Linked DNA regions of Mus musculus: region 1 is linked to region 2. The links are chromatin loops, found by intact Hi-C in ENCODE. Cell type or tissue: gastrocnemius. All regions are shown on one strand. Each heading gives the region's core, and the rest is flanking DNA. Links, peaks and the distances in the headings are about the cores only.

The links. Peaks named below come from ENCODE experiments on the same cell type or tissue, not always from the same donor. Only the 100,000 strongest peaks of a DNase experiment are listed, where the experiment ranks them.
Region 1: it touches region 2 in a loop (4-fold over the local background); 3 of 42 quality-filtered maps call a loop at or near these places.

Annotation. Positions count from the first base shown.
Region 1 is chr4:19,773,240-19,788,504 of GRCm38, reverse strand. No RefSeq gene overlaps it. Among named protein-coding and RNA genes, the nearest start is that of Slc7a13, 38 kb to the left of the region's middle. In gastrocnemius, for the core only: no CTCF peak of the experiment used is centred there; no DNase peak of the experiment used is centred there; H3K27ac peaks cover 4,183 bases.
Region 2 is chr4:19,700,441-19,715,705 of GRCm38, reverse strand. Wwp1 (WW domain containing E3 ubiquitin protein ligase 1) reads left to right here and starts at 6,702. Exons shown (of 25, transcript NM_177327.5): 1 at 6,702-6,867. In gastrocnemius, for the core only: no CTCF peak of the experiment used is centred there; a DNase peak (open chromatin) is centred at 6,532; H3K4me3 peaks cover 4,748 bases; H3K27ac peaks cover 5,393 bases.

The DNA of each region.
Region 1 (15,265 bases), core at 2,958-10,957, 73 kb before region 2:
AAAGATCAAGTGACCATAGGTGTGTGGGTTCATCTCTGGGTCTTCAATTCTGTTCCATTGGTCTACTTGTCTGTCGCTCTACCAGTACCATGCAGTTTTTATCACAATTGCTCTGTAGTACATCTTTAGGTCGGGCATGGTGATTCCACCAGAGGTTCTTTTATCCTTGAGAAGAGTTTTTGCTATCCTAGGTTTTTTGTTATTCCAGATGAATCTGCCGATTGCCCTTTCTATTTCATTGAAGAATTGAGTTGGAATTTTGATGGGGATTGCATTGAATCTGTAGATTGCTTTTGGCAAGATAGCCATTTTTACTATATTGATCCTGCCGATCCATGAGCATGGGAGATCTTTCCATCTTCTGAGATCTTCTTTAATTTCTTTCTTCAGAGACTTGAAGTTCTTGTCATACAGATCTTTCACTTCCTTAGTTAGAGTCACGCCTAGGTATTTTATATTATTTGTGGCTATTGAGAAGGGTGTTGTTTCCCTAATTTCTTTCTCAGCCTGTTTGTCCTTTTTGTAGAGAAAGGCCATTGACTTGTTTGAGTTAATTTTATATCCAGCTACTTCACTGAAGCTGTTTATCAGGCTTAGGAGTTCTCTGGTAGAATTTTTAGGGTCACGTATATATACTATCATATCATCTGCAAAAAGTGATATTTTGACTTCTTCCTTTCCAATTTGTATCCCGTTGATCTCCTTTTGTTGTCTAATTGCTCTGGCTAGGACTTCAAGTACTATGTTGAAGAGGTAGGGAGAAAGTGGGCAGCCTTGTCTAGTCCCTGATTTTAGTGGGATTGCTTCCAGCTTCTCACCATTTACTTTGATGTTGGCTACTGGTTTGCTGTAGATTGCTTTTATCATGTTTAGGTATGGGCCTTGAATTCCTGATCTTTCCAAGACATTTATCATGAATGGGTGTTGGATTTTGTCAAATGCTTTCTCATTATCTAACGAGATGATCTTCTTTAATTTCTTTCTTAAGAGACTTGAAGTTCTTATCATACAGATCTTTCACTTCCTTAGTCAGAGTCACGCCAAGGTATTTTATATTATTTGTGACTATTTTGAAGGGTGTTGTTTCCCTAATTTCTTTCTCAGACTGTTTATCCTTTGTGTAGAGAAAGGCCATTGACTTGTTTGAGTTAATTTTATATATAGCTACTTCACTAAAGCTGTTTATCAGGTTTAGGAGTTCTCTGATGGAATTTTTGGGGTCACTTATATATACTATCATATCATCTGCAAAAAGTGATATTTTGACTTCCGTGATCTCCTTTTTTTTTTTTTTTTTTTTTTTTTTTTTTTTTTGGTCGAATTGCTCTGGCTAGGACTTAAAGTACTATGTTGAATAGGTATGGAGAAAGTAGGCAGCCTTGTCTAGTCCCTGATTTTAGTGGGATTGCTTCCAGCTTCTCACCATTTACTTTGATGTTGGCTACGGGTTTGCTGTAGATTGCTTTTATCATGTTTAGAGATGAGTTCATGACCTTTCCAAGACTTTTATCATGAATGGGTATTGGATTTTGTCAAATGTTTTCTCCACATCTAATGAGATGATCATGTGGTTTTTGTCTTTGAGTTTGTTTATATAGTCGATTACGTTGATGGATTTCCGTATATTAAACCATCCCTGCATCCCTGGAATGAAACCTACTTGGTCAGAATGGATGATTGTTTTGATGTGTTCTTGGATCCAGTTAGCGAGAATTTTATTGAATATTTTTGCATTGGTATTCATAAGGGAAATTGGTCTGAAGTTCTCTACCTTTGTTGGGTCTTTCTGTGGTTTAGGTATCAGAGTAATTGTGGCTTCATAGAATGAATTGGGGAGAGTACCTTCTGCTTCTATTTTGTTGAATAATTTGTGAAGAACTGGAATTAGATCTTTGAAAGTCTGATAGAACTCTGCACTAAACCCATCTGGTCCTGGGCATTTTTTGGTTGGCAGACTATTAATGACTGCTTCTATTTCTTTAGGGGATATAGGACTGTTTAGATCATTAATCTGATCCTGATTTAACTTTGGTACCTGGTATCTGTCTTGAAATTTATCCATTTCATCCAGGTTTTCCAGTTTTGTTTAGTATAGTCTTTTGGAGAAGGATTTGATAATCTTTTGGATTTCTTCAGGATCTGTTGTTATGTCTCCTTTTTCATTTCTGATTTTGTTAATTAAGATGCTGTCTCTGTGCCCTCTAGTGAGTCTGGCTCAGGGTTTATCTATCTTGTTGATTTTCTCAAAGAACCAGATCCTTGTTTGGTTGATTCTTTGAATAGTTCTTCTTCTTTCTACTTGATTGATTTCGCCACTGAGTTTGATTATTTTCCTGCAGTCTACTCCTCTTGGGTGAATTTGATTCCTTTTGTTCTAGAGCTTTTAGGTGTGTTGTCAAGCTGCTAGTGTGTGCTCTCTCTAGTTTCTTTTTGGAGGCACTCATAGCTATGAGTTTTCCTCTTAGAAATGCTTTCATTGTGTCCCATAAGTTAGGGTATGTTGTGGCTTCATTTTCATTAAACTCTAAAAAGTCTTTAATTTCTTTCTTTATTTCTTCCTTGAAATATGGTCTATTTTGGAGAAGGTACCATAAAGTGCTGAGAAGAAGGTATATCCTTTTGTTTTAAGATAAAATGTTCTGTAGATATCTGTCAGATCCATTTGTTTCATAACTTCTGTTAGTTTCACTGTGTCCCTGTTTAGTTTCTGTTTCCATGACCTGTCCATTGATGAGAGTGGTTTGTTAAAGTCTCCCACTATAATTGTGTGAGGTGCTATGTGTGCTTTGAGCTTTACTAAAGTTTCTTTAATGACTGTGGCTGCCCTTGCATTTGGAGCATAAATGTTCAGAATTGAGAGTTCCTCTTGGAAGATTTTACCTTTGATGTGTGAAGTGTCCCTCTTGGTCTATTTGATAACTTTGGGTAGGAAGTCGATTTTATCCGATATTAGAATGGCTACTCCAGCTTGTTTCTTCAGACCATTTGCTTGGAAAATTATTTTCCAGCCTTTCACTCTGAGGTAGTGTCTGTCTTTTTCCCTGAGATGGGTTTCCTTTAAGCAGCAAAATGTTGGGTCCTGTTTGTGTAGCCAGTCTGTTAGTCTATGTCTTTTTATTGGAGAATAGAATCCATTGATATTAAGAGATATTAAGGAAAAGTAATTGTTGCTTCCTATCATTTTTGTTGTTAGAGCTGGCATTCTGTTCTTGTGGCTGTCTTCTTTTAGGTTTGTTGAAGGATTACTTTCTTGCTCTTTCTAGAGCATAGTTTCCAACCTTGTATTGTTTTTTTCTGTTATTATCCTTTTAAGGGCTGGATTCATGGAAAGATGATGTGTAAATTTGGTTCTGTCGTGGAATACTTTGGTTTCTCCATCTATGGTAATTGAAAGTTTGGCTGGGTATAGTAGCCTGGGTTGGCATTTGTGTTCTCTTAGTGTCTGTATAACATCTGTCCAGGCTCTTCTGGCTTTCATAGTCTCTGGTGAAAAGTCTGGTGTAATTCTGATAGGCCTTCCTTTATATGTTACTTGACCTTTCTCCCTTACTGCTTTTAATATTCTATCTTTATTTAGTGCATTTGTTGTTCTGATTGTTATGTGTTGGGAGGAATTTCTTTTCTGGTCCATTCTATTTGGAGTTCTGTAGGCTTCTTGCATGTTCATGGGCATCTCTTTCTTTAGGTTTGGGAAATTTTTCTTGTATAATTTTGTTGAAGATATTTGCTGGCACTTTAAGTTGAAAATCTTCATTCTCATCTACTCCTATTATCTGAAGGTTTAGTCTTCTCATTGTGTCCTGGATTTCCTGGATGTTTTGAGTCTTTTTGCATTTTGCATTTTCTTTGATTGTTGTGCCCATGTTCTTTATGGAATCTTCTGCACCTGAGATTCTCTCTTCCATATCTTGTATTCTGTTGCTGATGCTTGCATCTATTGTTCCAAATTTCTTTCCTAGGGTTTCTATCTCTGGAGTTGCCTCTCTTTGGGTTTTCTTTATTGTGTCTACTTCCCTTTTTAGGTCTAGTGTTGTTTTGTTCATTTCCATCACCTGTTTGGTTGTGTTTTCCTGTTTTTCTTTAAGGACTTCTCCCTGTTTGGTTGTGTTTTCCTGTTTTTCTTTACGGACTTGTAATTCTTTAGTAGTGTTCTCCTGTATTTCTTCAAGTGGCTTATTGAAGTCCTTCTTCATGTCCTCTACCATCATCATGAGATATGCTTTTAAATCCAGGTCTAACTTTTCAGGTGTGTTGGGGCGCCCAAGACTGGCTGAGGTGGTAGTGCTGGGTTCTGATGATGGTGAGTGGTCTTGGTTTCTGTCAGTAAGATTCTTATGTTTGCCTTTTGCCATTTGGTAATCTCTGGAGTTAGTTGTTATAGTTGTCTCTGGTTAGAGCTTGTTCCTCTCATGATTCTGGTAGCCTCTATCAGCAGACCTGAGAGACTAGCTGTATCCTGAGTTTCAGTGGTCAGAGCACTCTCTGCAAGCAAGCTCTCCTCTTGCAGGGAAGATGCACAGATATCTAGCATTAGGACCTGCCTCCTAGCAGAAGATGAAGGCCCGAAATAGGGCCTGTTCCAGAAGCTGTGTTGCTTCTGCCTGTCCCAGAAGCTGTTAGCTTCTGTAGTCCCCACTCTCCCCTGCGTAGACTAGTCTCTGAGGGATCCAGGAACCAAGATGGCTCCCTCAGGTGCTCAGGCAAAGCTCTCCCAGGCAAGGTGGACACCTCTCCTCTGGCAGGGAAGGTGCCTGGATGTCTGGAGCCCGAAAAGGGGTCTGCCTCAGAAGCTGTGTTGCTTCTGCCTGTCCCAGAAGCTGTTAGCTTCTCAACTCCTCAATTTCTTACGTGGAAATTCATGCTAAAATTTGGTTCCCTAATTACATTGAATGTACACTAACTACCTATATTAATTCAATTTTCACAGGTCAAAACATTCCCACATAAGAACTGGTAAAAATAGAAATCACTACATAGAAATCACTTCTCTTCTTCCCTACTGGCTTTATATACAGGAATTGATTATTTTCTTAAATGAAACTTCATTAAATAGATTTAGAGATTTTCAAATTGAGCTTAATAGAAAGAAAGAAGCAGAACCAACAGTTTCTGGATGAATGTTATGGGAATGAATGCAGGGTGTGGCTCTAACGTCCTGCTTTGCAGTGAGATTTGGTAAGAAAGGTGATTCTCTCAAATTCATGGAAACTCATTGGCCTCTAAGACTATGCAACCATCATATTTAATGTTATGTAGATTGTTTCACTTGTAGTTCATATATCAGAATTGCATAAGCTTGTTTGCTTCTGCCTCCAGAGAGATTCAAAAGTAGAGTAGCCTTCAAAGCTCAACCTCTGAGATCAGGAAAGGTCAAACACACAAACCAAGAAACTATTTTTGATAACTTGGCCTTGAAAGGATCGGCTTGGTCCCTGAGAGCTATTTAAAACCTGCTCTTGATTCTCAGATGACACCAGCTCTTCCAATTACATATTTACAAGTCTCCCACTCCACAGCCAGGACAGCCGATGTCACAGCCAGTGCCAGTCACATTTGAAAGGAGAGGCCACATAGAACAGAATAATCACCAGAATTACTATACATGCAGATTTTCTCTCATGTTCTTAGGGAATGTATATGAAACCTGCTTCCAAATATTATATAATACATTTTCACTGTAGTCATGGTTTTCTGGATGAATTTGAGTTATAAGAAATCAAAATATTTAAAATATAAGATATCATCTGACCGCTCCTGAGAATGAAGTTCTTAAGTTCATGGGTTCTAGAGCCAGACTGTCTATGACACATGCCACCATTTTCAATGTGTCTTAGTTGTTTTATTTGAAATGGCATTGATGGTACTAAGCACTCCATAGATTTGCTGTGAGAACCAAATGAGATTAATAATTTGGAAATGGTAAGAAACATTCCCTGGGACACTGAGAATATGTCCATAGGATTCAACATCATTAATGCAATGAAGAGATCCTGTCCTATACAAAGGCTTATTTCCATACATTCTAAAGAATGTAAAACTGAAACTTCTAATAAAAGAAAATTGACATTACTGTTTATGTCATCACTTATCTATTTCTTTTCCCTTGCTCTAGTATAAAGAGGTCTCTATAAGACCTGGAATAATGAGTATGAAGATTATGGATGCAAATATTAGATGGGCAAATATTTTAAAATAATTTCCACTTCTCTATACCTGAAATAACTTTTGTTCTTCTCCTCAAATTTCTATCTGTGCTGAAAATTTGTTCTCTCCTATTTAAAGTAACTTAGTCAGTTACTGTTTATAAAACCCAGACATATAACTTTCTTTTCTTTCATTTCACTTAAATAAAATTCCTAAGATTTTTTTCTAGGTTTTAGAGACACTTATATTTGTGGGTGATGAAGGATCTGTGTTTCAGTTCTGTCCTTTCTCAGGCTTAGTTGTATCTTTCGTGGAGTTCTAAGTGCCTGGACTCAGTAGTTGGCCTCTTCTTCATACCTCTCAAAACAGAACCCTGCTATTAAAATAATCTGTTACCTTGGTACAAGTTGTCCTGTAATGAGTGGATAGAAACTGCTTTGCAAAAACAAGCAAACAATCAAAAAGAAATTATCACTCTCCTCATGAGGGGAGAAATGGTGGCAAAAGCCTAGCATTTTATGTCTCTTTCCTATATCTTTTGTTTTGTTTTTATTTACAATGTCCTAATTCAGAAAACTAAAGACACCTAAAGTTCTCTTGTCCTTAAATCTCGTTACCATTGATTCCAGCAATAAATCTGATTGGCAGACATCTTTATAATAAGGTACAAGAAAGTACCCTCAAGCAATGCCAGCCTCAAAGGACAAGCACTATTCAAATCAAGATAATTATCTAGGATAATGGAACAGTACAGGAACCAGACTGCTCTCCTCAAGCAAAAAGGACTTCCTCAAACCATCTTGCAGAATCAGAGCTGAGAAAATGATCAACCAGATCAACACCTGACCAAGACTGTTGAATTATGCATGCTTTTTGCCCCTGCCCAATTTTTCTCTATGTAAACCTGAAGCTAATGTCAGTATGCTGAAAATAGACAGACATACAGACACTGAATCCTATTATCTGTATTTCTCAATGTGGCCATATGAATTAGGTACTCTGTCTCTTCCTTTCACTATTAATAATCTCCTTCATTGGCATACATGTAGCCATGTCTTTTGAAGCTTCTAAGAACAGAGCTTTTTTTCCCACAAACCTACTAAGAGTTTGGCTTAAAGATCCTGTTACTGGGTTCCATAAGCTTAGCCATGGGATTCCCTGGCAAATCTTAATTCTTAGCCAGAAGGAGTTAGATTGAGGGGCTGACTACTTCCTGCTCATTTTACTCAAACAGCATTATTTATACTAAAGCAGCCTTTTGTTTGTTCTGTATTGTTAATTATCACTCCATAACACATTAGACTAATACCAGTAATTTAAAATGATTAACATGGATTATCTATTTTGCTACACAGGAATTCAGAAGGAATTCACCTGGGTGGTTCTAGTTTAGGCCTTTTACGAGATTTCAATTAAAATGTCAGTCAAGACTATGGTTATTTGAAAGTCTAGAATCCACTGGAAGGTCAAGTTCCAAGAACACAAAGTTCTCACTGGCAACTGACCAAAGGTCACAAATCCTCACTCGTGGGCTTCTCTCCCAAGCTACTGAAAGCAGCTAGCTTCTTCCTCACCAGACAAATGGCACAAGGAAGTCCATTATGTTTTAAGAACAAGCTTTAGATTCTAAAGTTTAGATATTATCTCCCATCATATCCACTATGCCAGCATGCACTGAGCAAGAAAACCACTTAAGGACATTACTATCAGAAGTAGGATATCACTATGGGCATCTTTGAGGGTAACATTCATGTGAATATCATCAAGCTTCTATTCTTTCATAGCTCCAAATAAGACTCAAGATACAAGTCATTCTTTCTGACCCCCAAACCCATCAGAAATCGTATAGACTCTAGAATGTACTTTCTGTGTTCTTTTTCTATTTCAAAGATATTAACTACGTAATTCTGGGAAATTTAATGTTTCTGCTTCAAACGCTTTATGTATAAAATGAAGATATTGATTCTCACCATGAAGTTGTATGGTAGAATTTTATAGATAATTGATCTAAAATATTAGAGTCTTGTCGCTGGCAACAGAAGATGCAGCTAGATGTTGTAAAGTGTGCAGCCCAAAGAGTTCTTTCCAGAGACCTCTGTTAAAGTGCAGCCATGATCTTGACTTATATGGCAGAAAAGACTTGAAGGACTTAATTGGTGTGAAGCAAAGTTTATTCTTATTAAGAAAAAGGTAAGACAAGCTTCAGTTTATTAATAGCATTAAATGATGTTTCAGAAAGGAACAATTACACCTATTTAAAAGCATGTATGTGTTGCTCAAAAGAATTATGGCTAAGTGTATTGACCATGCACACACACACACACAAACACACGCACACTTAATTTTGTGGCTTTTAATGTTACATTATTCAGAGGATATAATTTACACCTAAGCACAATTCATGAAGTAGCTTTGTATGGCAAGAACCTTGAACCTTTAACCTTTACCCACTGAACAATTTCTCTGGGCCTCCAAAATCAAATGAAAACAAATCCTGGAGAGAATGTAGGAAATGATAAACCTACCTTTGGTTCTTATTGCATAACTGTTACAATTTGATTATAAAATCTTTGTCTCAACCTCACATCTTTGAATAACTGATCCTCAGAAGTTGGCACTGTTTTGGGGGTTGTGAAACCTTTAAGATGTAGGGTAGGTGGCTGATAGGGGCCAGTTTGACATGTGACCTATAGACCAGTCTTGGCCCCAGCTCCAGATCTCTGCTTTCTGTCTGCTAATACAAAGTGGCCCTCTGCCCAGGCACCACCACAGAGGACATGCGGTCGTTCTACCTCATGCCCATCATGCCTCGACTACACCCATCATCGACTATCCTCTCTGTACAATGAGCCAGAGTATATCTTTAATCCCTTAAGATATCTTGTTGCAACACAGTGGGCATTTTTCTCTCTCAAGCATCTGGAGCTCAGAAGCTTCATTTTGGAATGACAATGACAGTCAATGTAAGGGCTAGGGGTGAGTGTGGAATTGGGTGCTGTATATACTAACTTGCTAGATCCTCACAACAGATGCATGACAAAGGGTACTATAATAAGGAGCGATTGTCTACGCTCTGCCCCAAAGCTCTGAAAGACCAAGTGATGCAGATGAGAGAAGGAACATGTTTGGTTATGTTTGTGATGACACAAGTACTTCTAAAGTACTTCGGGGCATCCTAAGTGATACAAGTGAGAAGACCATCTTTTTCTTTTAAGTAGGAGAAGCTCTTTTCAACATTAACTGAGTTTATGCAAATAAATGATGTGGAGGATCAGGCTGTTGCTAGAGGAACTAATCCTGATTAGAGGGATGTCTGCTGGAAGAGCTCAGGAACTAGGAACAATCTTCACCCTCAATACACTATTTTGTGGGGGAAATATATACACTGTATACTATGAGAGAATAGCTGCCTAATCCTAGGACAAGCTTAGTCCTTTTTATTTGTACTGTTTTATCATTTGCTTGCATAAAAGATTGTTCAAGCTTCAAATACTTTCAGAAGCTCACTAGTACAGTACTCAGTTATCTTTTAATTTTTCCCCTTAATGATCTCCAGTTAGTTTAACCCAAAACTTTCTTTCGAGTGACCCAGAAGGACCTCTTTGTTTGCTTTACCCTTGTCCCATAACCTGTTCGTTGCTTTAGTAGTTTATGAATATGATTTACAAGCCAGTTGAAATCATTCATATCTGCTGGAATGTGTGCCCTATCTTATAAAGATCACATACCACCATGGCACTCAGGAAAACCACTAAAACCCTAGACTAAGTCCTTCGGTCTCTCACAAATCAAAATCCTTTTTAATTCCATGAAAACAATCCTATCTGCTCAGTGAACTCCTCAACACCACTTATCCCCACAGCTAGTTCTGTCAGTGATGGACCACACTCTTATTGTCTTTCTTGTATTCATGGGGGCTTCAGTCAGTAGTTACCAAGTATTTCTAATGATCTGTGTGAGACAACTCATCAGGTACCAGATTGCTTTGTATTTCCTCAGGTTATGCATTCTTTGTCTCAAAGATGAATCTGGGTCATTATATTGCTCCATTTCTCTGCTTCTAGAGCATTCAGATTTGCTCTATCTGCCCCTATGTCTTACAGTCTTATGAACTGGATGTGAGATGCTCTTTCAGTCCTGATAGAAACATCTTCCCTAATTTAAGGAGCTCAGATACAGAGTGTCCCTAATGATCATAGCTTCCTGTTCTGTGCTGTTATTAATGCCCTTGCACGCACATTGTGCCCTTGACCCTGGTGTAGCTGTCTCGTATGATGCTATGCCAGTGCCTGGCAAATACAGAAGTGGATGTTCACAGTCATCTATTAAATGGAACACAGGACCCCCAATGGAGAAGCTAGAGAAAGCATCCAAGGAGCTGAAGGGGTCTGCAACCCTATAGGAGGAGCAACAATATGAACTAACCAGTACCCCCCAGAGCTCTTGTCTCTAGCTGCATATGTAGCAGAAGATGGCCTTGTCAGCCATCACTGGGAAGAGAGGCCCCTTGGTATTGCAAACTTTATATGCCCCAGTACAGGGGAACACCAGGGCCAAGAAGCAGGGGTGAGTGGGTAGAGGAGCAGGATGGGGGGAGGGTATAGGGAACTTTCAGGATAGCATTTGAAATGTATATAAAGAAAATATCTAATAAAAAATACTCATTAAAAAAATTGGAGGTGAGGAGCATCTTCTGTATGTCTGTCTCTCTTCTTCATTGCTGTGCAATTCTTCACGAGATGTGGTGATCTGAATACGTTTGGCCCAGGGAGTTGCATTATTGGGAGGTATATCCTTGTTGGAGGAGGTGTGGCCTGGTTGAAGGAAGTATGTCACTGTGGGGCTAGGCTTGGAGACCCTCCTTCTAGTTGCATGGAAGCTAGCCCCAATTAAATGTTGTCTTTTATAAGAGTTGTCTTTGTCATGGTGTTTCTTTACAGCAATGGAAACACTAAAACACTCAGTTTCTGAAGTTTTCCCCAGTAGGGATTTTCTACACAGACCAAATTTGCACCGTCCTAGTGATCCTTTGTTTGTTTGTTTCTTGTTTTGTTTCTTTGTTTTTGAGGTACTTTGAATCAAACTCAGGGCCTTGTCCATAATAGTAGTAATATAGTAGTAGGCCTTGTCCTACTGAGCTATATCCTCAGACTCTGAATTTGTGCTTTTCTTTGTATCTTTGCTATTGATAAGAAATTATTTATATCTATGTCATCTTCCCCCTTTTCCAATTTTCATGGCAAACCAGAGGTGAATGAGGGAAACAGCAACTGCATGTATTTTCTTCCTTGTATTCTTTCCTTACATGAACAAATTAAGACAGCAAGGCCTTAAGTACATCTTACTCCCACAGCAAAGTCCAAGCAAGGACCAACCCCACCTGCTTACAATCCTATCACTCATGTGCTACTTTCAAGGATTGAAATGCATTCCTTTTTTTTTTTTTTTTTTTTTTTTTTTTCAATGTTAGAAGAAATTCTTTATTGAATTTATGAAATACTGCAGTTTTGTGGATTCATTTTTATACAAATTAAATGTTAAAATCTGAAAATATAGTGACATCTACTTCTCATGCCTAATGTTAGATGTTTTTGTCTTTTTAGGCTCAGATTTCACCATTTCTAGGAGTCACCTCTTTTTTTTTTTTTTTTTTTTTTCCATTTTTTATTAGGTATTTAGCTCATTTACATTTCCAATGCTATACCAAAAGTCCCCCTTACCCACCCACCCCCACTCCCCTACCCACCCACTCCCCCCCTTTGGCCCTGGTGTTCCCCTGTACCGGGGCACACAAAGTCTGCGTGTCCAATGGGCCTCTCTTTCCAGTGATGGCCGACTAGGCCATCTTTTGATACATATGCAGTTCAAGTCTCTGAAGAAAGAAATTAAAGAAGATCTCAGAAGATGGAAAGATCTCCCATGCTCATGGATTGGCAGGACCAACATTGTAAAAATGGCTATCTTGCCAAAAGCAATCTACAGATTCAATGCAATCCCCATTAAAATTCCAACTCAATTCTTCAACGAATTAGAAGGAGCAATTTGCAAATTCATCTGGAATAACAAAAAACCGAGGATAGCAAAAACTCTTCTCAAGGATAAAAGAACCTCTGGTGGAATCACCATGCCTGACCTAAAGCTTTACTACAGAGCAATTGTGATAAAAACTGCATGGTACTGGTATAGAGACAGACAAGTGGACCAATGGAATAGAATTGAAGACCCAGAAATGAACCCACACACCTATGGTCACTTGATCTTCGACAAGGGAGCCAAAACCATCCAGTGGAAGAAAGACAGCATTTTCAACAATTGGTGCTGGCACAACTGGTTGTTATCATGTAGAAGAATGCGAATCGATCCATACTTATCTCCTTGTACTAAGGTCAAATCTAAGTGGATCAAGGAACTTCACATAAAACCAGAGACACTGAAACTTATAGAGGAGAAAGTGGGGAAAAGCCTTGAAGATATGGGCACAGGGGAAAAATTCCTGAACAGAACAGCAATGGCTTGTGCTGTAAGATCGAGAATTGACAAATGGGACCTAATGAAACTCCAAAGTTTCTGCAAGGCAAAAGACACTGTCTATAAGACAAAAAGACCACCAACAGATTGGGAAAGGATCTTTACCTATCCTAAATCAGATAGGGGACTAATATCCAACATATATAAAGAACTCAAGAAGGTGGACCTCAGAAAATCAAATAACCCCCTTAAAAAATGGGGCTCAGAACTGAACAAAGAATTCTCACCTGAGGAATACCGAATGGCAGAGAAGCACCTGAAAAAATGTTCAACATCCTTAATCATCAGGGAAATGCAAATCAAAACAACCCTGAGATTCCACCTCACACCAGTGAGAATGGCTAAGATCAAAAATTCAGGTGACAGCAGATGCTGGCGAGGATGTGGAGAAAGAGGAACACTCCTCCATTGTTGGTGGAATTGCAGGCTTGTACAACCACTCTGGAAATCAGTCTGGCGGTTCCTCAGAAAATTGGACATAGTACTACCGGAGGATCCAGCAATTCCTCTCCTGGGCATATATCCAGAAGAAGCCCCAACTGGTAAGAAGGACACATGCTCCACTATGTTCATAGCAGCCTTATTTATAATAGCCAGAAACTGGAAAGAACCCAGATGCCCCTCAACAGAGGAATGGATACAGAAAATGTGGTACATCTACACAATGGAGTACTACTCAGCTATTAAAAAGAATGAATTTATGAAATTCCTAGCCAAATGGATGGACCTGGAGAGCATCATCCTGAGTGAGGTAACACAATCACAAAGGAACTCACACAATATGTACTCACTGATAAGTGGATACTAGCCCAAAACCTAGGATACCCACGATATAAGATACAATTTCCTAAACACATGAAACTCAAGAAAAATGAAGACTGAAGTGTGGACACTATGCCCCTCCTTAGAAGTGGGAACAAAACACCCATGGAAGGAGTTACAGAAACAAAGTTTGGAGCTGAGATGAAAGGATGGACCATGTAGAGACTGCCATATCCAGGGATCCACCCCATAATCAGCATCCAAACGCTGACACCATTGCATATACTAGCAAGATTTTATCGAAAGGACCCAGATGTAGCTGTCTCTTGTGAGACTATGCCGGGGCCTAGCAAACACAGAAGTGGATGCTCACAGTCAGCTAATGGATGGATCACAGGGCTCCCAATGGAGGAGCTAGAGAAAGTACCCAAGGAGCTAAAGGGATCTTCAACCCTATAGGTGGAACAACATTATGAACTAACCAGTACCCCTGAAATGCATTCCTTAATCCATCAATCATTTGAGGAAGCATCCCCACTCTGTAAAATGACCCCAATTTATAAAGGAGATATGACACCACATAGAGTATGAATGACGCCTGGGATTCTCTCCAAGCATATTCTGGTCTCAGGAATTCCAATCCACAGAAAACATTCAACTGCCTCTACAAGGAGACACTGTCTCATATCACATTCACATGGGGAAAGATGTAGCCATATTGTGATTGCCTCTGTTCAGCCTCAGTTTCATGTGTTATATATCCCATCATAAATGCTATGAAAATGTCTTCTACAACTTGTGTTTGGTCCTGTCATTTGGTCCTTTTTGGACACCAATTGTATAATGTGACTTTTCCTGAGAAGATATAAATGTTTGTTAAACAGGTAAGACATCAACAAACAGAAGCAATTCCATCTGAGCCTAGACTAGTAAACCAATGAATTTACTAAGACTACTTACAGGGCCGTAGAGTCATATCCGCAGGTGTGTCAGTGACTTGAAGGCAAGGTCATCCCCAAATAGTCCACCAATATAAGCTATGATTCTGAATAGTTGCATCCATAGAGCTCCCTGCAAGATTCTCATTCTGCCCCACCAGATAGTCTTTCCCCAACAATTTCTGACTGTACTTCCAACCTTGGAGAGGAGCCTTGGGAATCATAACTTTTGAAGCATCCTGAGGCTTCTTGTGTCCTATGAATCTACATCACTTCTATGAGTGAGGTGTTTCAATTCAGAAGAAATGGCTGCACAAAAAAAAAAAAATAGCCATTTCAGACTACTTGAGAAAACCTTAAGGAAATTTCAAAGTTATACAAAAGTTACCAAAAAAAAAAAAAAAAAAAAAAAAATAGCCAGGCAGAGGCAGAAGGGTTAGTTCAATTCCAACTTGGAAAGTTACAGGCCAGTAGGAACTACATACAGAGTGGTCCTGCCAAGGCAGATAGCTAGGAAGGGAGGGAATAAAAGTTGGAAAAGAGGAGGAGAATGGGGAAAGGGATTGAATGGGAAGGAAACAGAGTTGGGAGGAAATACAAAGTATTCAAAACTGTATTTCTAATCATTGTGCAAATTCTACAAATGATAATGTGTTACTGAAACAAGAAACCGGGAAAATTATGGCAACATGAGAAGAGAAAGGCACCCTACCCCTCAGTCTACTCAAAGCTTCCTGCCAGCTGAGAATCAAGAATATGGCCCAGTTAGCAACATTTGCTGTGAATGTTGCCGACAGAGAGAAGATATTTCTTTTATATTGAGATATTTTCAAATGACAAATATTAAAATAGTAATAAACTAGACTTAAGGCATGAGTGTATACATATTCGTG
Region 2 (15,265 bases), core at 2,822-10,821:
ATCTTTAAAAAAAAAATCTATGGATCAGGGCACAAGGTCAATGGTGCGTGTGAGTTTTAGGGTGTCCACAATGTGATCACTTGCATTATCTCCATGATTGCATCTCTCAATTAACAGCTTTTATGCCACTGCATCAAAATAATAAAACATAAAAAGCAACTCTTGTCTTTTTCTTTTATTCAACCTATCAATATTGAAGGTATACTATTTGCTACACATTAATTATAAATGGGGTAGAGTAAAGTCAAAAGTGGGGCTTGAGTGATGACTCAGACCACGAAATGCTTGCCATATAAGCAAGGGGACCCCAGTCTAGAATCTGGGCACGCATTCAAAAACACCATGTGCAATGATATGTATCAATATTCTTAGCATAGGAAGGTAGAAACAGGAGGACCTTTTGGGATTGCTGGACAGCACTCTAGCCAGTCAGTGACCTCTTGGTTCTGTGAAAGACACTCTCTCAAAAAACAAGGTAGAGTGCAATAGAGAAATGTTGACCTCTGACCTCCATGCATAAGTACATTGGCCCATATGAGTGTGCACCCAACCATGTACTCTTTGGAATACACATATTATAACTAAGAAAAGTATTTTAGGGTGAGTAGCATCTCCTAGTAGGGAGAATTGTAAAACATATATTAAGCAATCATTTACAGAAGACAATCTGGGCAAAGCAACTTTTCCAAGAAAATGAGTTCTTATAAGTAAATCAAAAGAGTAAATTAGATGATAAAGGTTTTGGAATAGTCTGGGCGGTTTAGGATTATTCTAGCAATCTGTTTAACAAGTATGTATTGGATCCACACAGGATGCCAGGCATTGTCCTGCCTTATAAGCTGCAGGAGTAAGATAAACTCAGCCTTTGTCTCCACACAGTGTATTAGAAGTCACGCAGGGGGTTGGAGTGAGGCAGGACTTTTGTGGGTCCAATTGTGCTTAATTCAGGGATTTGGGATATCAGGCACAGAAACCAAAGAATGACTTGAGACCATGGTTCCAGTAAAGCTTAAAGACATGAAGACTCTAGACCTAAATAAGGCAGAAGGAAGCTTTTTTTCATGACAGTTACAGAAAAGTAAAAATCAGAAGAAAACTGAAACTCCTAAGAGAGGAAAAAAGATCAAGAGTGTGTTTGTTTCTCCATTTGTTTTGTCTTACATTTTTATAAGGTTACAACAGAAACCGGACAAAGGCTGAGTTAACTATGAGATTGTTTGTTCTCTATATTATGATGGACTGAGCCAAAGGAGGGCCCACACATTCTGTGCATGCTCTCTTGACCCAACCAGAAAGATAACTGGTTCAGACTCTATCTAATCAGGAGCAGCCAAAACTTCCCTATGTCTGTCTCTGATTTTTGCTTTATTAGCAGCTATGATGGCTATTCTCAGTTGCTATCTTGACTATATCTGGAATGAACTACAATCCAGAAATGGAGGGCAAGTTTGTGTGAACTTTTTTTGCTTGGTCAAAAGTGGGTGAGTACCCTTCTATTCTGGACCTTTGAGGTAGGAAGACACACACTTTTGATCCCAATCTTCACAGGGGGAAGGCACACAAGGCACACTTTAATCAGGGCCATACATTCTGCTGGCAGCCTATATAAGGACATTGAAGAAGGAAGCTTTTGCTCTTTGCATCCTTGCTCTCACCTTGCTAGAAAGTACATTCCTTCATGGCATTAGAGTTCACTTCTTCAGGATTCCAGCATCTACTGAAGACCAGGTGAGACATTCAGCCTTGTGAACTGAGAGACCTCTGAATTCTTGAGTTTTCCATTCATAGCTGGCCATTGCTAGATTAGTTGGACCACAGCCTGTAAGTGATTCTAATAAATCCCCACCTCTCTCTCTCTCTCTCTCTCTCTCTCTCTCTCTCTCTCTCTCTCTCTCTCTCTCTCTCTCTCTCTTTTTCTCAATGGATGGATGGATGAGGGGATTCATTCTGCTACTCTAGAGAACACTGACTAACATAGCAGCTGACCTTGAGACTATTGGCTGACTGTTAACTGACTGGCATTCCCTTGATCTACTGTGCAGGTGCCTTGCCGATGGCTAATTAAACTAAGCTCTCTTTGTTCTCACACTTATATAATCAACTTGTACTTTGACCATAGCAGAAAGCTAACTGTATCTGAGCTCAGTCTCACCTATAATCCTAACATTTGGGAGATAGAGAAAGGAAGATGAGAGTTTTAAGGCCAGCCTCAATTACATAAAGAGTTCAAGGTTAATCTAGGTTACGTAAACTTCTGTCTCCAGGAAACCCCAAAAATCTCAGGAAAATAAAGAAAAATATGAAAAAGAGTAAGAAGGAAGGAGAGGAACCAGGAGGAGGAACTCAGGATGATCATTCCTTTTGAGTTTGTCTATGAGGGTGTTTCAAGCATAGCGGGAAAAACTTAGTTTGAATGTGAGAGAGCACCAACCTTGGCTAGAGGCCAACAGGACAGAAAAGGCGAGATGTGTAAACTTCTTTCTGATTCTTTCTCATTGAACAAGGTGGCGTTTTCTCCTGCTTCTGGATTGTATGAACCACTTTTCTAATGTGTGTGTGTGTGTGTGTGTGTGTGTACTAATTCTGATTCATGGAAGAACCCGGATATGTGAATAAGATGCAGTTTTCCAAGATACAATTGCTTCAGTTTATTCCTAACTTTTATTTATTTATTTATTTATTTATTTATTTATTTATTTATTTATTTAAATCAGGGTGTCATTGTCTCATGGTGTAGCACTGTCTGTCTTAGAACTCACTATTTTGACCCAGCTGTCCTTAAAATCACAGAGATCTACCTGCCCCTACCTCCCAAGTGCTAGGATTAAAGGTATGCACCACCAAGCCTGGTTCTTAACAACTCTTAAGTCTAACATTCTTTATACCCTATGTCTTGCCTAACAATAAGTAGGAGAGAGTTGCTCAGAGGCAAGTAGTCTGCTGTCATCTTAATTTCTCTGACTTGTGTGGACCTGAAGGGAGCAGCAGGTTGTTTTGTGTGGCACTGCCAAGTACAGGAAAAATGGGTAACGTTACTTTAGTACAGTGCTGGACAATTTTGATTGGTTCTTATGGGGGCATGGAAGCTATCTTGTGCATAAAGGATGTTTAACACCATCCTCTAGACAGTAGTCAAAACCAACTTCCTAATAAAAGGAACACACACACACACACACACACACACACACACACACACAGGGGTGGGGTGGGGAGGCAACTTTAAGACATCACTTAATTCCTCTGCAATGCAAAATTGTCTCAGATTGAGAACCACTGGTTTAGGGAACTTGCTTTCTATTACTGGATATGAAGTTATATCCCATGATTTAGTGGCTTTGAACTATAACAAAGCCATTCCATTCCATTCATGGTTCTGTGGGTCAGGCATGTGAAAGACTTAACTGAATGGTTTTTGTTTCATATCTCTGTTAGGCCATGGTCAAGATGACATTCTCTGAAGTCTTGGAGTCACTGAAGTGGTTGGTAATTGGTAGGGGTCCCTGGGTCCCTCTTGGTCGCAGGCAAGATGGCATAGTTTCTTACAATGTGGTCCTTCATAGGAAGCTTAAGCATGTTCTTGCCACTTGGCAGCTGTTAATGATTTGAGAGGATGGAGGCATGGACTTATAATGTCTTTTTATGATACAATGTCAGGAGTAACAATTCAGCTTTGTTACATATGTTGGAACCAAGTTGCACACTGTGGGCCCTCTTAGAAGCACATTAGGTTCTGGTTTGTGAGGAAAGAACTATCTACAAATTTGAGAGCACAGTTTTTAAGACCACTACTGATAGAGAAAAGTTTTTAGACAAATAGAATGGAGAGTACTATGAACTATTCTAAAACAAATGCTAACTTATTGTTTAGTGAAAAGGTAAATCGTTAAGCAACTAGAAAACAGACAAATTATATGCTGTTAAGATGAAATGAATTCACAAAGTCAAAACGAAACAAAATGGCAAAGACAAAAGTTTCACCTTCATCAATATTTACATTACATGAAGAAACAGTGAATAGTTCTGTTAGAAAGCAGATAATTATGGACCAATAATAAGTACATATTTGCTCACAAGGACTCTACCTTGATCACCTGCACAGTAATCTCAAGCCGTGATGTGTGGAACTTGGTAATATTCAGCAGCAGTAGTTTTTAGACTAGCCTATGTGTTAGATGTCTGTAAGTATTGTACCTGTAGCAAATCACTTATTTTTTACTATGTCATGTAGTTATCACTATACCAGTTTTCTAGCTTAGGTATAATCAGATCAAGTAACTCATAGCTTGTGCTGGCACCTGGGCTGGATCATGTACTAGGCAACAGAGGTGCAATGCTTGTGGCTCACAATACTTTCAGAGCCCACAGAAGCAGCTTAATTCCTATGAAGAGTGATACAAAAAATGTAAATATCGAATATAATATTTTAAAGTATAATGTCAACACATTTTTTTTCATGGATCAATGCAGTCTTAAAATACAGTTTACAGTGGGCTTTGCTTGATTTTTAAATGAAAGGAGAGGCCTCATAGGTAGTTTCTAAGGTCATGAAAGTGAGACTGTGTCTGCAGTGGCCAAGCTGTGCTTTGATCCCAGCAATGTGTCTCCTAAGCCTACACTCTCTCTGCACGGCACCTTGTTCATGTGTTTCAGGGGGGCTAAACTTAACGCGCACTCTGTGATTACCTTGGCAGGTTTAACATGAGACAGTAAACAAGGACAAGGGAAATGATTGATGAGAAGATACAAAGAACGGTGTTCACTAGAAACTACAAAATATTCAACAGTAACACATATTTGATGTTAGGCGTCAACTTAGGGCATAGGAGAACCTAGGGGCTTCTCTTGGGGCCTTAGGGAAAGTCTGAACCAATGGAGGAGTGAGAGACTGAGACAGGAAGGCAGAAGGAGAAGTCTGTACACGCTCTGGAGAAAGGCAGGCCCCTGTGAAGAGCATTTTGAAGCAGCTAGTACATTTATTTACAGAGATCTTACAGGGGGGAAAAAAGGGTCCAGGAAATGTAAAGGCAACACAGTTTAAACACACAGCCAAGTGGACACATTCAGTAATCTCCTAGCACTACAAATAGCATATGAGCTTGAAGGTGCTCTGAAAAGCACGTTGTCATAAGACCTGTGGACAGGTTATTACTGTGCCCAATGACCTTAAGCATTAGAGTGACATGATGTTTGGTGTCCGCTGGAAACTTGACAGAATCTAGAATCACCTGGGAGATGGCCTATTGACATTGCCTTCAAAGGATTATCTTGCTTCTGGTAACTGAGGTGGGCAGGGCCATTCCATGGGCTATATGCAACAAAGGCATGATAAGCATGCCTCTCACTCTATTTCCTCACTTCTGGTTTATTGTGACCAGCTGCTTCAAGCTCCGGTCACTAGGTATGAGCCAGCGTAAACTCCATTTCCCTTAAGTTGTTTTGGACCAGTCATTTATCACAGCAAGAGGAATAGGTTGAAGAAAAGTAAAATTGTCATGTACATTTTTGAGAGATTTTTGTGCACCATAGGCATATGCCCCTAACTTATATGTAAAATTAGGGGCTAGTAACTAATGGACCAGAGTGGAAAAGAATGAACGTTTGTTCATTCAAGTGGTATTTACTGAGTCCTACAAATACTCATGGAGCCTTAGTGTTCTTCTTGGTAGACTACTTTTTTCTCTTCTTCAAAAGTTGCAGCAACAACGGAGTGAATCAGAAAGGTGGTTTAATGTTAACAAGATATTTAGAACAGAAATGTTACAAGGTGATTAGGCTGAGAACTTGTTACCTATGGAGTAGTGAAGTTAAAGGTGTCACAGGCAACAAGAAGCCAGGATTCGTGAACTTTTCTGACAAGAGAACTAGTCGGCTCTGGGGTGGGTTTAAATTAATTTGTGAGGTCTAGCTGAGGTGTTTGGCTAAATGTACTATTTATTCTGGAAGAACTTTTGTTCTTTCTCTGAAGTAGAATGGCGGGCCATATGGTGAGTAATGTGGTCATTACACTGCAGTGTGACCTTTCTCGCAATGTAAATTACCAACAGCTCTTTTCTAAACCAGTTGACTCATTGTGTCAAAGAGTCAAGAGACAGCTACCTTTCAGAATTACTGTGTCCATTAACTGTACGAAAAGGGATATATGCACTTGCTCAATCAGTAGTAGCTTTGTCCCTGGGCCACTGTGGTGCCAAGAGAAAGGAACAATTTCATTACCAACACAATGGTCTCGTGTGACTACCATTACTAATGGACCCTAAATCAAATATTAAAGCGAGGTCAAGGGGTTTTCCTTCGCAGCCTACTTTGGCTGCGAAAGCACGGACGTGCCTGGAGGGTCTTCCCTGAGGTTATGCAGGAAGCTCTGCAGCTGACTGAACAGACCAGGTAGCTGCTGTTCACAAGTCACCACCGGCTTCCCGGCGGCTGCCCCGCCCCCTTTCCGGCTCTGGCTCCACCTCCTCTCCCTTATTGGTTGGCGTGCCTCTCCGCCTGACCGCCTGGAAGACCCGGAGGAGCGGAGTGGCCCCTAGGCGGGCTGGGCGCGCGCTCGCTGCGCATGCTCGAGGGCAGCTGGATTCCCGGTCTGGACCAGAGGCTCAGAGCGGCCCCGGCGGGGAGGCGCGCCCGTGCGCGGCAGCGGCAGCGGAGTCGCGAGCACGCTGCGCGCTCCCGAGGAAGGGAGGTGTAGGCCGGGGTGGGTGGGGGGAGGGCCGGGTGTCGGCGCGCTTGGCGTGCGGGATCCGAGTGGCTGCGGGCGGCCTGAGCTGCCCGGCCGACGCCTGCTGCGAGATGGCGATCTTGGGCGCGGAGGGCTGAGGAGGCGCCGCCGCGGTGGCTGCGGGCCCCGGGAGCCGCAGCTTTGCGCGGGTAAGTACAGCGGGGCTCTGGAGGGCGGCCGGGCCGGAGTTCGCCGGGGTGGGGTCGCCGGGCTTGCCCCGAGCTGGCCCTGGCACCGGCCTGTGCGGGTGACACCGGAGCCCGGCGAAGTGGCTCGGTGACTGCAGTGCTCAGCCTCCTGACCGGCGGCTTGCTGGCGTCCCAGCTTCCCCGCCTCAGAACTGCTGCCCTGACTTTCACCCGGATCCCACCGGCGCGAGCCGGGACGCCAGCCTCAGAACGTCCTTTTCTGACACGTTTTTAGCATTCAGCTTTTTTTTTTTTTTCACTGACTCCGCACCTCCTCTCACCAACAATCTTAATCTCCACCTTTGGTGACCTGGTAGGTTCAAGTGACCTTGCAAAATTTTCTAATCCTCATCTCGTGATTTGGGTCCTTTTCCTTTAAATCTTCTTTTAAAATGTAGTATTGTTAGGATTTGGTACTTTGCCCGTCGCCTTTAGCCTTTACAGTCCTTAAATGATCAGTTTGTGGCTTAGGGCTGTATGGCTTTCTACTCATCGGTTTGGAGTTGTAAGTTCTTTTGCTCTAAGCGATTCCTCTTCATTATTACCAAAAAGAAGGTGTATCTATTATGCTTTTGAAATATTTTACTCGTCCACCATAAAATATTTCACAAATGTCTGTGTTTTCCCTGTTAATGTTTCATCTTTTTGTGTGCATAAAATTGAATTCCTCCCCCTAAAATGCCGCTACTTAGAGTTATGGAAAAAAATGCCAGAGTTACCTTCCCACTCCCCATTTGGTGTTTTTTTTACCCCTGATGAAATACCCTGTTCACAGTTGTCTGTAGGTTTCTGTAAGAGTTTTTGCTTATGTATAAATCCACTTAACATGTCTCACCAAGTCTGTATGTAACTGCTAGTAAAACTCTCCTTTTAAAAAAGACATTCTTTCATTTATCTAACTTCCTTGAGCCATAAAACTATGTGCTTAAGCTGACTGAAAATTACCATTTTTTAAATAACTAGTTAACATTTTAAATTCAAAGATAATGTCCAAGTGTTGGAGCTGTTGAAATTGAGATGCTTGAGAAATGTGACTTAGCTCTTTGAGACATAGATTATTAACATTTCCAAATAATTCTTCACGTAAAATGTAGAGCTGCTTTTAAGACACTGTACTTTTGAAACCCAGGGCATGGCTGATCAGGTCTCTTGCCTTCAAAGAGATGGTAATCTCTTGAGTTGGCTGAAATTTCTGTTACATCCTTGCACAATTATTAAGCATCAACTGCATGACAGTGAGGTATTTGGAGGTATATGTAGATCAAATGGTTAGCAGCTTCTGTCTTTGCAGGCTATGGAGGAGGTATGTGTGTTGGGTTATATACCGATGCTCCTTTTATGTCCCTGTGAATAAATGGCAGGATCTCACTACAAAGCCCAGTCTGGCCTTGAACTTGCCATCTTCCTGCCTCTGAGGTCATAGGTCTATGCCACCATGCCCAGAATACCTTTGTGTGCGTGTGTGTATGTTTCATAAATATATAAAATTGTCTCAAGTCGAGTTCAGAGAGGGTACTTCTTACATGAGTTAAGGGGTTTTGTATTTTGAGGACTCTGGACTGAAGGGTGGCATGAAGGATGACAAGAAGTCAACAAGGAACTGTAGTTCATGTAGAGGACTCTAAGAGGGTTTGGATGGAGTCTGCAGGATTTCGGATATAGGGTAAGAAAATTTGAAATAAAAACCAAGACCAGTAACAAGGTGGTTTTTCTTTCTTTAGTTTTGTTTTGGAACAGGTCTTGCTACGTAGATGTGACTGTTCTGGAACTTGCTTGCCCTGTGGATCAGGTTAGCCTTGAACTCAGAGATCTACCTATCTCCCTCTGCCTTCCCAGCCTTAGAATTAAAGGGTTCGCTACCACTCTTGGCCCAAGAGTTATTATTAAATTGAGATGAATTTCAGGTTACTAGACAGTGTGGGGCCCACAGGAGATTGTTGAGTTTAAGAAACAATTTTACACCTTGGCTTAGAAAAATTAATCTAGTGGCATTGTGTAGTATGAATTGAGGTAGGAGGAACCTGGAAATTCATAAATTACCCCAGGATTTCCATCATTACAGATAGCAGGGGTCTGACCAAGTGGAAAGGACAGGAAAGCAGGATAGAATTTGGCAATCAAGTTAAAGTTAAAATAATTGCCAAGATGACTCAGTGGGTAAAGGTGTTTGCTGCCAATCCTGGTGACCTACACTTGATCATAAAACCCCCTTGGTAGAAAAGTAATCTACTCTCCAAAGTTGTTGTCCTCTGACCCTTATACTTGCACAGTGACACAAACACATCCTCTTCCCTTCACAAATTTTTTTTTTTTAGAAGTCGGGGTCTTACTGTGTTGCTGTGGCTGCTTTGGAACTCACTGTGTACACCAGGCTGGCCTCGAACTCACAGAGATCCACCTGCCTCTGCCTTCTGAGTGCTGGGATTAAGGCGTGCATCACTATGCCCAGCTGAAATAATTGTTTTTTTTAAAGTTAAAATAATGATTCTGACCCATGTCCATCGGGAAAGTGATGGTAGCATAGAAGTGTTATCTTTAGCAGGCCTGTATGATGTTCATAGGCTTTGGGGAATTACTAACTAAAGAAACTAAAGAAATCTATTAATAGGTCATGTGCAACCATGCTTTGTGGATGTGATTTTAGGGGAGTCCATAAATTACCTGAAGCTCTTGCATGAAACCCATAGGCTGTCTGCTGTGCTGGGGACAGCTTTTAGAATTACTGGAAAGTTAATAACCCTCACTGTGGAAGTACCTAGAGACAGTAACCCACTGTATGGTGGTTCACGCTTCTCAGAGAATTTTATCTATTATATTGCGTTTAATTTGTTGTTATATCACGGAACAAAGTTGCCCATGAGTTTAGCTCATCTGTTACAAGGCTCCTTGTGGGTGGTCATATAGAATCTGGAGTTTGTGAGCATATAGAATCTGGTGGTTTTCTTTTTTCTATGGAGAGAAGAGCACAACTAATTTGCTGTTGATTGGATACAGTTAATGTCTTATAAGTTAAGAATTAGTGGTTCCAGGAGACTCCTTCCAGTTAAGGTTTTGTGACTCCTGGCAGTTAGGTCTTCATTGGAACCTCTGCACTCATCTTTCCTTTTGTGTATTTGAGAAGTAGTGAAGCTGAGGGGTGCTATGGGTGGGTGGAGGACAGATAGCAGTATCAGGTCAGACATGTTAATTATTACTGTCTGTGTGGCTCCAGATTGGGGATCAGGGAAGAGATGGCAGAGGCACCACCAGTGGGGGAAGAAACCTGAAGGGCACCTTAGACTTTTCTGGTCCTCTCTGCTTTAGGAATGCCTGTCCTTCATACAGGAGGCAGCATGTGACGGAAGGAGTCAAATGAGCATTCATTTTCAGTCAGTTTTCTAGGAAGGATTCAGTATTAATTCTCACTAGGGTAGTTAAGGCATAGTTTGGTTAGTAACGGGTTGACTTCTCTGCACCCATATAAACTTGTTTCTTTGGGAGAAGGGATGTCCCCCTGTTATTTGGTTTCTTTTCTAATTATAGAAACTTTGACTTCATAATTATTGGAAGGACTAGAATCGGGTTTTTTGTTTTGTTTTGTATTTTGGTTTTGTTTTTTGTTTTTTTTTTTTTTTTTTTTTTGTTGTTTTTTTTTTTTGAGACAGGGTCTCACTCTGCAACCCTGGCTGGCCTAGACCTCCTTGTGTGGACCTTGAACTCACAGAAATCTACTTTGCCTCTCAGGAAGTGGGACCAACAACCTGTGTTGGCCCACCTGGCAGAATTGTTTTACTTTTTATATAAAAGTATGATGTAATTATAATGAGCAGTGGAAAGCTCAGGAAACTACCCATTATAAACGGTGTCCAAGGAGCTTGTCAGCAACACATGTGGAAGAATGCCTGGCAGGAACACATGTGGATTTTCCTCAGTTTGCTGGCAGTGAGATGAATAGCTCATGGCATGACCATAATCTTTTTCATTCTTTTTATGATAGCTTTTCTGCTTTATCCTATGATTCCTGTGACATTTGAGAATTAGGTTCCTAGAGAGAAACCTTCATGTTCTAATCTAGTAGTTCACTGACACCTTAAAGGTAAAGGGTCCTGTATGACTAGTTAGCAGCCCAATTTAGAATTAGAACTAAAACGTACATTTTTTTGTTCCTAATTCATTATCTTTTTTTACCCAACTTCTGATCATGTACCTACATGGAACTTTGAAGTTATAAGATGTATGAGGACTGCCTGTTTGAAGTATTTGCTGCCTTCTTTGTATTGACATGGTAACTTCATTTGATGTGGCTGTTGGTTGGTAATTTGGATATTTATAAATGTTTTATCACCAAATAGTTAATCTCTAGTCAAGGATAAAGCAAATATACAAAGATGGATATCCTCCCTTGAAGAAACATTGGTAAAATGTTTGTCAATTTGCTTTAGAAAATGTGTTGATTTTTATTTCTGGTTTTGAAGATTAAGTTTGATTATCTTATATATGAAAGCATAGTCTTAGAAAAGTTTTATTTTTCATTTTATTTTGTGCATGGGGAGACATATAAGTCAGAATCTTATTCCAAAGTGATTTTTTGATATTTAATAATGTTTACCATTGTATATTCAACTTTAGATATTACCCCTTCCATGTTTAAAGGCACTTAGTTCACTTGGAATTCATATTTAAACATCCTTGGTATATGGGTTTTTAAAGTAATATGTCAGACAATTTCTAAGCTACCGTGAAGAACAGCATATGTGGGTTTAGCCTTGACATTTCTTAAGTGCGGCATACACTGTGTGGTACTGTATGTCAGGCATTGTGCTAGCTGCTGGGACACAGTTTTGAGACAATATACCTGAAACCTATTCCCTAGAACTTAGAGCTCAATAGAGTCACTAGCATCAGGAAATACACAGACTTTATCTGCTGATGTTGGGAAAGTAAAATGAATGTCCCTTCTTTTCCTGGGGTATTTGGGCACGTAGTGCAGATGTACAAGGAACCCAGTCGTGTGGTTTCAGCTTTCTATTGCTCTGTAACAATCCACCCTAACACCAAGTGACTGAAAACAGCTGTCTTATTTGCTTTCAGGTTGTCCTTCTTGGGGTCTTTCTGGCTTTGTACCTCATTGCCAGCTGACATTTCAGCTGGGTCTGTGAACACTCCTCTCCTCTCTTTGTAGTCCTTTATCTCCATGTGGCCTTTGCAACAGGGCTGTGAGCTTTACCTTGCAGTTTAGAACTCTGGAGAGTACAAGTGCTGAAGGAAGCAGGCCTTCTTCAGGAGGGCACGTCCCTGGGACTGGCAGAGAATCAGTTCTGTCTTGTTCTGGTGAAATCACAGTTTTGGCCCAGGGTGGGACAGGGAGCACTTGGATCCATTTGGGGCTACCTTGTAATGGATGATGACAGGGTTTACATAAGAATGGCATCAGTTATGTAAAGACTAGAAGCTGAAGCTTGGAAGGGCTGCTTACTCCCTTCCACAATCAAAACTTTGAGCTGGACCTGGCAGAGAGAGAGTTGAGTCTAAAGTGCGAATGACAGTACCTTTGCCTTACTGCACAAGTAGAATGGAGCAGTTGGTTCTGTTGTTGGTTAGAAATGTAAAAGCTGTGTGCTAATCTAGAATCACACCTTTGGGTGTGTCTGACCTTGTTCTAGAAAGGCTTAACTGTAGAGAGAAGACATTGAATGTGTGCAGCACATTTCAGGGTCTGGAGTTGGGGACTGACTGAAAAGGAGAAAAGGAGCTAGGCTCTCTGTCTCCTGACTTCCGGTGCAGTGTGACCAGCTGGTGCATGCTCCTGCTGTCCTGATCTCTGCTGTGAAGGGGTGCCCCAAACTGACACTTCTCTCCCTACATTGCTTTTCTCAGGTATTTTTTCCTGAGAAAAGTAACTAATAGAGGTTGCAATGTAACGCAGTCTGTGTGAACATTGAGTAGCATACATGAGGACTGGGCTTCATACAAGCAGGATGCTCTACAGTTAGATCTGACATGCTAGGGTAGCATGGAGGACTGACTACATCTTTTTGAGGATATTGGGGTTTAAGAAAGAACATACCCCATGACTCCACATTGATTCAGTTTGATTAACCAGTTTCATGTGTTGGTTGGACATTACCCCATGTAGAGAGTGAAATCACATGGGTCTATGGTAAGCAGAGACCTATCCTTTCACACCTTGTGATTAAATATGAGACTCAAAGAAGCAGAGTTGCTTGACCATTCTTCAGCCATGTGTACCTCACAGATTTTTTTTTAATATCTTGAAATAGTTGGGGCTGAAGAGATGGCTCAGTGGTTAAGAGCACTGACTGCTCTTACAGAGGTCCTGAGTTCAATTCCCAGCAACCACATGGTGGCTCACAACCATCTGTAATGGGATCTGATGCCCTCTTCTGGTGTGTCTGTAAACATCTACAGTGTGTGTGTGTGTATGTATGTGTATATATATATATGTTCTTTAAAAAAAAGTGTGACTATTTGAGGGATGCCTTTATAGTGGAGAAACTACTCTATAGAATCCTAGAGTCTCTGGAGTCGCCTCTGAAGGAGTGGATCCCTTTCTTCCCCATACAAGTAAGTGATCAGTAGCTGGCTGGGTTTTTCTCATTATTTTAATCCTCCAGGCACTTTGTCTCAGTTTCCTAGTATCTTTCTGCATTGTTCAAATTAGCTACTAAGTAATGGCCTGATTAACTGAGATGAAGGTTTAGTTTTTATTACTTTGTATTTTTGTAGATTAGTGAGGTAATGCATTTCACTGAAACAATTATCCTCAAAATCTAGTCCCTACAGCCTACAGCAAATAAACTTGCATGTTTCTGGGGGAAAAAAAAAAAAAACACAAAAAAACCCAGTACGTTGAAGGAGTTTGGTGATTGAGTGTGCTGAGAAATACGATTGAGGCTGGAGTCAGTAGAGATGGGTGGAATTACACTAAGGTGTTTCTTGGCATTCTTCCTGCCCCTTAATTACTTGGATAGTTAAAAACTGTCCCAGCATTAACAGAAGTTAGTGCAGGTATTGTAGCTTTGCTTAACTAATGAAAACAGGTTCTTTGGATAGCTGTTTGGTACGCTTATAATTATTAATGTGGGTGGAAGCAAATAGTTGAGTCCTGACTTGAAGCAGGATACCTTGGCCATAAATCCGTCCTAACTTGCCAATATGCAATGCTCTTTGTATGTGCTAAGTCAGGGTGGAGAGAGTTAGCGAAGTGAGCCTTCTTTTTGTAAAATTCTCTGTTCTGTAGATGTAGACAAGTATACCAAGCATGGTGATGTACTCTGAGGCCAAGGCAGGAGGATTTCCAGTTTGAGGCCAGCGTGTGATATATATATGTATATATTGCCATATACATATCTGGAAAAGAAAAAGACAAGCAAACAACAAATCAGCCACAAAGACAGGGGCAAAGTAGATTGCTCCCTTCTCACAGTCTTTAAAAGCCTAGGGCCACAACTTGTTAACATCATCATTAGGTTAATGCAGTATGGACTGGTTGGTCAAGATGTAGACTCTGTGTAACAGTCAGGGGATGTTTCCTAAGCATTTAAATTAGTCCTGTCTCCCAGGGTCTAGGACACTGTCTTGAGAAGGTTGTTTGGACGCCTTAACTGTTGACAGAGACTGACTCTAATTTGGGACCCTAATGTGACTATTTTTCTAGGTAAGATGTTCCTTTCTACCCATGGAAAAAGTCAAAATAAAAAGAGCTTACATTTGAGCCTTCTGGTTGTTTTAAAAGGCTTCAGATAGTTGTCAAAGACATGATACAAACACACTACAGAAAGCTGACATTCGGGGCTTATAGCCCTAAGCAGGCAGGTAAAATGGTCCTGGCTTCCATGTTGAAAACATCATTCTACCAAAGAATTCCTTTGACTGAAGATATTTCTTCTTCTTTCTTCTTTTTTTCTACACTTGATCTTAGCCAAAAGGCCGAGAAGCGATCTCTTCTTTTTTTCTAAATGTAATCTTGAAAGAGTTAAATTAGATATTATAATGATTTGTTAGATAGTCCTACTGAATTTTACTTAGCTTAGACAAGGCAACTCAGAAATAGATACATTGATTGAAGTGTGTCAAAATTGAAATTTGTGCTTTTGGATAGAAAGTAGGTTAGCTGTGGGCGTGGTATGTCTTTTGGGAAAAAGCCATTGCTTAGCATAAGGACATTAACTTGGGAAGAAAATCATGCAAAAGGGTTTAAGTTTCAAGGCAATGAAAATGGAAAACTTGAAGTCCTTTTTTACTCTCCGATGATGACTGCATGCTTCTCTGTTGCTTAAATGTTCTTTAGTTCTGTGACCAACAGAACTCAATCAGACTTAAAAACAATTCTGTTAGTTTGCTTTTGGAGTGAGGTTCT